Linked DNA regions of Homo sapiens: region 1 is linked to region 2. A link is a contact called in ENCODE Hi-C or POLR2A ChIA-PET data. All regions are on one chromosome and are shown on one strand. The core of a region is the stretch at or near the end of the contact, and the rest is flanking DNA. Distances in the headings are between cores, read along the strand shown. Region 1 holds the start of OR10V1 (olfactory receptor family 10 subfamily V member 1). Region 2 overlaps STX3 (syntaxin 3).

Region 1 (2,700 bases), core at 99-2,598, 59 kb before region 2:
AAAATGTAAAGTTTTTTTTCTGGCAATTTTTTTTTTTTTTTTTTTTTTTTTGTGAGACAGAGTTTTGCTCTTGTTACCCAGGCTGATGCAATGGCACAATCTCAGCTCACCGAAACCTCTGCCTCCCTGGTTCAAGTGATTCTCCTGCCTCAGCTTCCCAAATAGCTGGGGTTACAGGCATGCACCACCACAGCCAGCTAACTTTGTATTTTTAGTAGAGATGGGTTTCTCCATGTTGGTGAGGCTGGTCTCAAACTCCCAACCTCAAGTGATCTGCCTGCCTTGGCCTCCCAAAGTGCTGGGATTATAGGCGTGAGCCACACACCCACCTATGCATGTCCTTTCAGCAAAATTATTAGTAGCATCCCATTTCACTCTCAGAAGTGTCCCAATTTAAGTAAATCATAGGATCATCCTACCTAGAATTTTCTCAATGCTTTCCTTAGGGCATCTTTCAGTTCCTTGTTCCTCAAACTATAGATCAAGGGGTTTAAAATGGGAGTGATAAATGTGTAGGCCACAGATACCACCCGGCCCATCTCAGGAGAGTAGCTGGAACTGGGGGACAAGTATATAAAGCTGGTGCAGCCATACTGCAGGAGGACCACTAAGATGTGAGAAGAGCAGGTAGAGTAGGCTTGCTGGCGCCCTTCTGCTGACCGGATCCGTAAAATGGCTACCACGATGAAGACATAGGAGATGGAGATCAATGAGAGGGGGATGCTAAGGACGATGAAGCTGATGATATACAGAGCAGTCTTGTGAACGCGTGTGTCTGCACAAGCCAGGCGCATGACTGCAGGCATGTCACAGTAGAAGTGGTAGATCTCATCATTGTGGCAGAATGGGAGATGGAAGATTAAAATGGTGAGTGGCAGTGACAACAGGAACCCCAGCACCAAGGAGCCTACCAGCAGCTCCACACACAAGGACCAGCTCATGATGAGCCTGTATCGCAGAGGGTGACAGATCGCTATAAACTGGTCATAAGCCATGACTACCAGCAGGACACAATCAGCCCCACCCAAGAAGACAAAGAAAAACATCTGGGTGCCACATCCCGTGATGGAAACAGGAGTTTTGCCCATTGAAAGGAGGTTTGCCAAGGCCAATGGGGTGATGGAAGATGTATAGAAGATTTCTAGAACTGCCAGATTAGCCAGGAAAAAGTACATGGGGGTGTGGAGGGAATGATTGATCTGAACAATGACTGCAATTGTAGCATTTCCACCGAGGCTGGTCAGATACATCATCAGGAAGACCACAAAAATCAGCATCTGGACCTCAGGGTCAGGTGAGAATGGACGAAAGAAAAACTGCATCTTTGCAGTTTTATTTATTCCTTCCATGAGTAGAGTATTGGACCTAAGAGGAAAGATGACATGGGCCTCAAGGCATCTCTGGTTTCATATGATGCTTTCCCAACTTCTCCATTCAGTATTCAGGCACTTGCTGAGAAACCTCAGGGATGATGTGCATGTTTTCATTTTATAGCAGATTATATAGCATTATAATTTATACATTTGCCACCTCCTCATCTTTCCTCTCCCACCTCCCAAGTACCAAAGACTGAAAAATCCTCAGTGGCAGGGACTTTATCTTTTTTATTTTATTTTATTTTTTGAGATGGAGTCTCGCTCTGTCACACAGGCTGGAGTGCAGTGGTGCAATCTTGGATCACTGCAACCTCTGCCTCCTGGATTCAAGTGATTCTCATGCCTCAGCCTCCTGAGTAGCTGGGATTACAGGTGCCCGCCACCATGCCTGGCTAATTTTTGAATTTTTAGTAAAGATGGGGTTTCACTGTGTTGACCAGGCTGGTTTCGAACTCCTGACCTCAGGTGATCCGCCAGCCTCTGCTTCCCAAAGTGCTGGGATTACAGGTGTAAGCCATCACGCCTGGCCTGGTGATCTTTATTTTAATTCCAGTGCCTAGCACAGTGCCTACTGTATAGGGTTGCCAAGAAGCATTTGCTGAACAAATTAATGAATAAAGCAAATTTAAAGTTCAAAGTTACAAAATGGGTAAAATAGGGTATTGATTAATTATATAAGACAATAAATAAAAAATTTTAGGATTGTATAGGCAGATGTATGCCATAATTTAAAGAGAATTGTGTTGCTGGCATATTATGAAATTGAATCATAAACTCTGTAATATATCTCAAAACCTAGAGACTTTGATTTACATTTTTCCTTTATCCTATATGTCCCTACACACTGATAGTTCATCTTTCAAAGAGTCTCTCCTATCTGTTGCTTTGGTCCTTTCCCATTTCCTTAATCAGCTTTCTCCATTGTTATCTTCCATGAGGATTCCTGTGATAGCTATCTATTCTCCCATCTCCCTTCTCCTCCCTCTGTAATCCATCCTGCTCTCTATTATCATGTTGCTTATATGCTTAGAAATTTTCAGTGCCTTCCTATTGCTTAAATGTTGACCTTCACAGTCTTCTGCCAATTATTCCAGTCTCTCTTGGAGCTGACTTTTTTAGACTAATCCTGCTATGGCGCTTAAATATCCCTGTTACAGACCACATGGTCTACTCATTGGCCTCTTATTCATATTCTCCCTGCTGCTTCATATACTTCCATTCTCCTTCCAACTAGAAATACTTTCTCCTCTCTTTTGCTTAATCCAAATCATACCCAATTTTCAAATTCTAGGATATGTTGTTCTTTTATGAAATCTCCCTAGGT
Region 2 (2,713 bases), core at 146-2,645:
GACTCCTTTCACAATTCAGATTCCTCAGGGAGCCTGGGTCACGGTTGATCGACTCCCCCAAATCATGTGGAGGGCGTGAGGGGTTGCTCCACAGAGGAAGGTGTTTCGAGCAGACACAGACACACATACAAGTATCCACTTCGGCTGGGTGCAGTGGCTCAGAGCTATAATCCCAGCACGTTGGGAAGCTGAGGCGGGTGGATTACTTGAGGCCAGGATTTTGAGACCAGCTTGGGGCCTGGTGGTGCATGCCTGCAGTCCTAGCTATTTGGGAGGCTGAGGCAGGAGGATCACTTAGGCCCAGGAGGTTGAAGGTGGGGTGAGCTGTAATTGCGCCATTGCATTCCAGCCTGGGCAACAGAGTGAGTCTTCCTGCATAAATTTGCCCCCCGTCCCCCCACCTCCCCCCCCCCGCCCGCCCACAGAATCTCCAGGAGTTTGTAGTCAGTGGGGAAAGACAGGTGAGTAAAGGGCTGTGATGGTTGGTGTCGAAAGTTTGTGCAAAGTGCAGTGGGAGCTTAGGGAGGTTTTAACTTTTGCATGCGGGAGCCATGCCCAGGTCAGGCATACAGAGGTTGTCCGAGCTGAGTTTTAAGGGCTAAGGAAATGTTTGTCAGTTGGACCAATGCCTTTCAGCAGAACTCCCTGTGTGATAGAGTGATCTAAAAGAATGGTGTGTCCAGGGAATGGTGTGTCCAACTGCTTGCTTGGTCTAGAGTGTGCATCATAGAAGGAGAAGTATGGGTGGAGCTGGATCTTAAAGGGCCCCACGTGCTCTGTTAGGCACTGGGCCTTTAAATTATAGGAGCTAAGCTATCATTGGATGATGTTACGTGGCAGAAGGACATGATCAGTTCTGAGTTTAGGGAAGTTGATCGGGGAGGTGGTAGCAGTGCCCTCAAATTCGACTCCCTTGAATGTGGCTATTAACCTGGGGATGCTGATTGTTGCAGACCAGCCAGAGAATGAGATGCTGGGGGAGCCAATCAAGAGACTGTCCACATGGCTGGAGAATCCCAAATAGCCATAGGATTTCCCAGTAACAACTTCTGCCGTGGATTCAGGGGGATGGTCGTGGGTGAAGGAAAGAGGCTTCTGGTGGCATTCATTGCCCATGGAATTCTAAGTGTTCGAGAGTGCTATATCTTGGACTTAGAGGGTCAGAGGCTGATGAAGCTTGTGAAGAAGCAGGTGTGGGGGGTTTATCCCCTGCCTCACCTCCACCTTTCACAACAGTCAGTTCTCTGTGCTTAGAAATCAGCAATGTGCTGTGCAGCAGCTGTCTGGGAAGAACATTGAACAGGAATGTAGAAACAGCTCAGGCCCTTATGCTGGGTGGGAATGGAATCACTTCCTTTAGATGGCCATTTTGTGAATTTTTACAGAGGAAGTTGAATGAGATTGAGAAAGCTTGGGTCCCCAGAGGTGGCTGGGGGCCGGGGGAGAGCTTCCTCTTTCTTATAAACAGGAGCTTCTGACAGGGAGTGACATAGCATTGTTTCCTTTGTGATAGGTGGTTTCTGAAAACAGGAAAATCTTTACTCCTAATGTGAAAATTGAAAGCTTGTCCTTTGTAGGAATTGTGTCTGGAACCTGTTTGAACAGCATGGAGAAGGGTTTAGCGACCCTGGGGTTCAGATCCAAAAGATAAGTTTGATTCTACCTGTTGCCATGTTTTAGCTGTGTGGTTTTTGCCAAGTTACCTAACCTCCCTAAGTTTTAGGTTCCTCAACTGTAGTGAGTTACAGTAACTACCACCACAACCAACAGCAACAAAACCTAGCATGTGTTGAACTTACAGTGTACCAGGCACCATACAAAAGCATCCTATATTCATTATCTCTTTTATACCTTACACAATCCTATGAAGCAGGTAGTGTTTTTATCAGCATTTAACAGATAAGGAAACCTAGGCACAGCAAGATAGGTAACTTGCCAGTTCCTCCCTTTCTCACCCCTCACCCCCTGAAAGAAACACACACACACACACACACACACACACACACACACACAACCCAGCAATTGGTAGAGCTAGGATTTAATTTCAGATGTTGAGACACCGGAATTTGATATATCAGAGAGCTGTTATGAGTTTTAAAGGAAATTATGTGTAAAATGCTGAATATAGTTCCTAGTACTTCGTGAGCATTCAATAATTTAGCCATTTATTGTGTTTTTAGCCTCACTCTGCTCTTTTTTGCCTTTTGCAGAAGCAGCTGACACAGGATGATGATACTGATGCGGTTGAGATTGCTATCGACAACACGGCTTTTATGGACGAGTTCTTTTCTGAGGTAGGCAACCTTCCTGTATTTTTTTCTAAATGTACATAAGGAAACACTATTTCCTTAGTAAGAATAAAAAACCTTAGATTTTTCAGGGTAGCAGAGGAAGGTCACAGTTTTTTGCTAGGGTGGGATGGCCAGACAAAGAAATTAAAATAACATTATTTTCAATATTTACTTGAATCTGGATTTTTAAAAATCTTAAGAAAGTCAGCAGAGGGTCAATTATATGTAATTGAAGAGATGCTTTTAAAATCTTACTCCGTATGACAACATTTTAATGATATCCTTTCTTGCTTAAAGTACATAACAAATACAGAATCAACCATAGGATCACAACCATGAGTATAAAACATTGCATCTTTAGGCTTGTGATTCAGATACATCAAATGTGTAGTTTTGAAAATTTTGGGGCCAGACATGGTGGC

The links. Hi-C counts contacts between places; a loop is a spot of excess contacts on that map. ChIA-PET counts read pairs that join two places held with the same protein, here RNA polymerase II (POLR2A). Pooled maps may share reads with other maps.
Region 1: a map of gastrocnemius medialis shows a loop between it and region 2 (3-fold over the local background). The contact joins the promoter of OR10V1 here to the enhancer-like site in region 2. A Hi-C loop is called at or near these places in 2 of 168 maps with a recorded cell type or tissue (GM12878 and gastrocnemius medialis) and 3 of 50 pooled maps. POLR2A ChIA-PET finds 5 or more read pairs at or near these places in 5 of 52 experiments (Caco-2, H1, OCI-LY7 and 2 more).

The regions. Positions count from the first base shown.
Region 1 is chr11:59,712,497-59,715,196 of GRCh38, forward strand. OR10V1 (olfactory receptor family 10 subfamily V member 1) reads right to left here and starts at 1,349. Exons shown (of 1, transcript NM_001005324.1): 1 at 420-1,349. The coding sequence starts at 1,349. The coding sequence ends at 420.
Region 2 is chr11:59,771,001-59,773,713 of GRCh38, forward strand. It overlaps STX3 (syntaxin 3), which reads left to right. Exons shown (of 11, transcript NM_004177.5): 2 at 2,211-2,294. Among named protein-coding and RNA genes, the nearest start is that of STX3, 17 kb to the left of the region's middle. Within about 2 kb of position 1,396, at least 13 of the 41 ENCODE cell types and tissues checked have a DNase peak (open chromatin) inside an H3K27ac peak, as active enhancers do; they include OCI-LY7 and gastrocnemius medialis, where a contact is called at or near this core.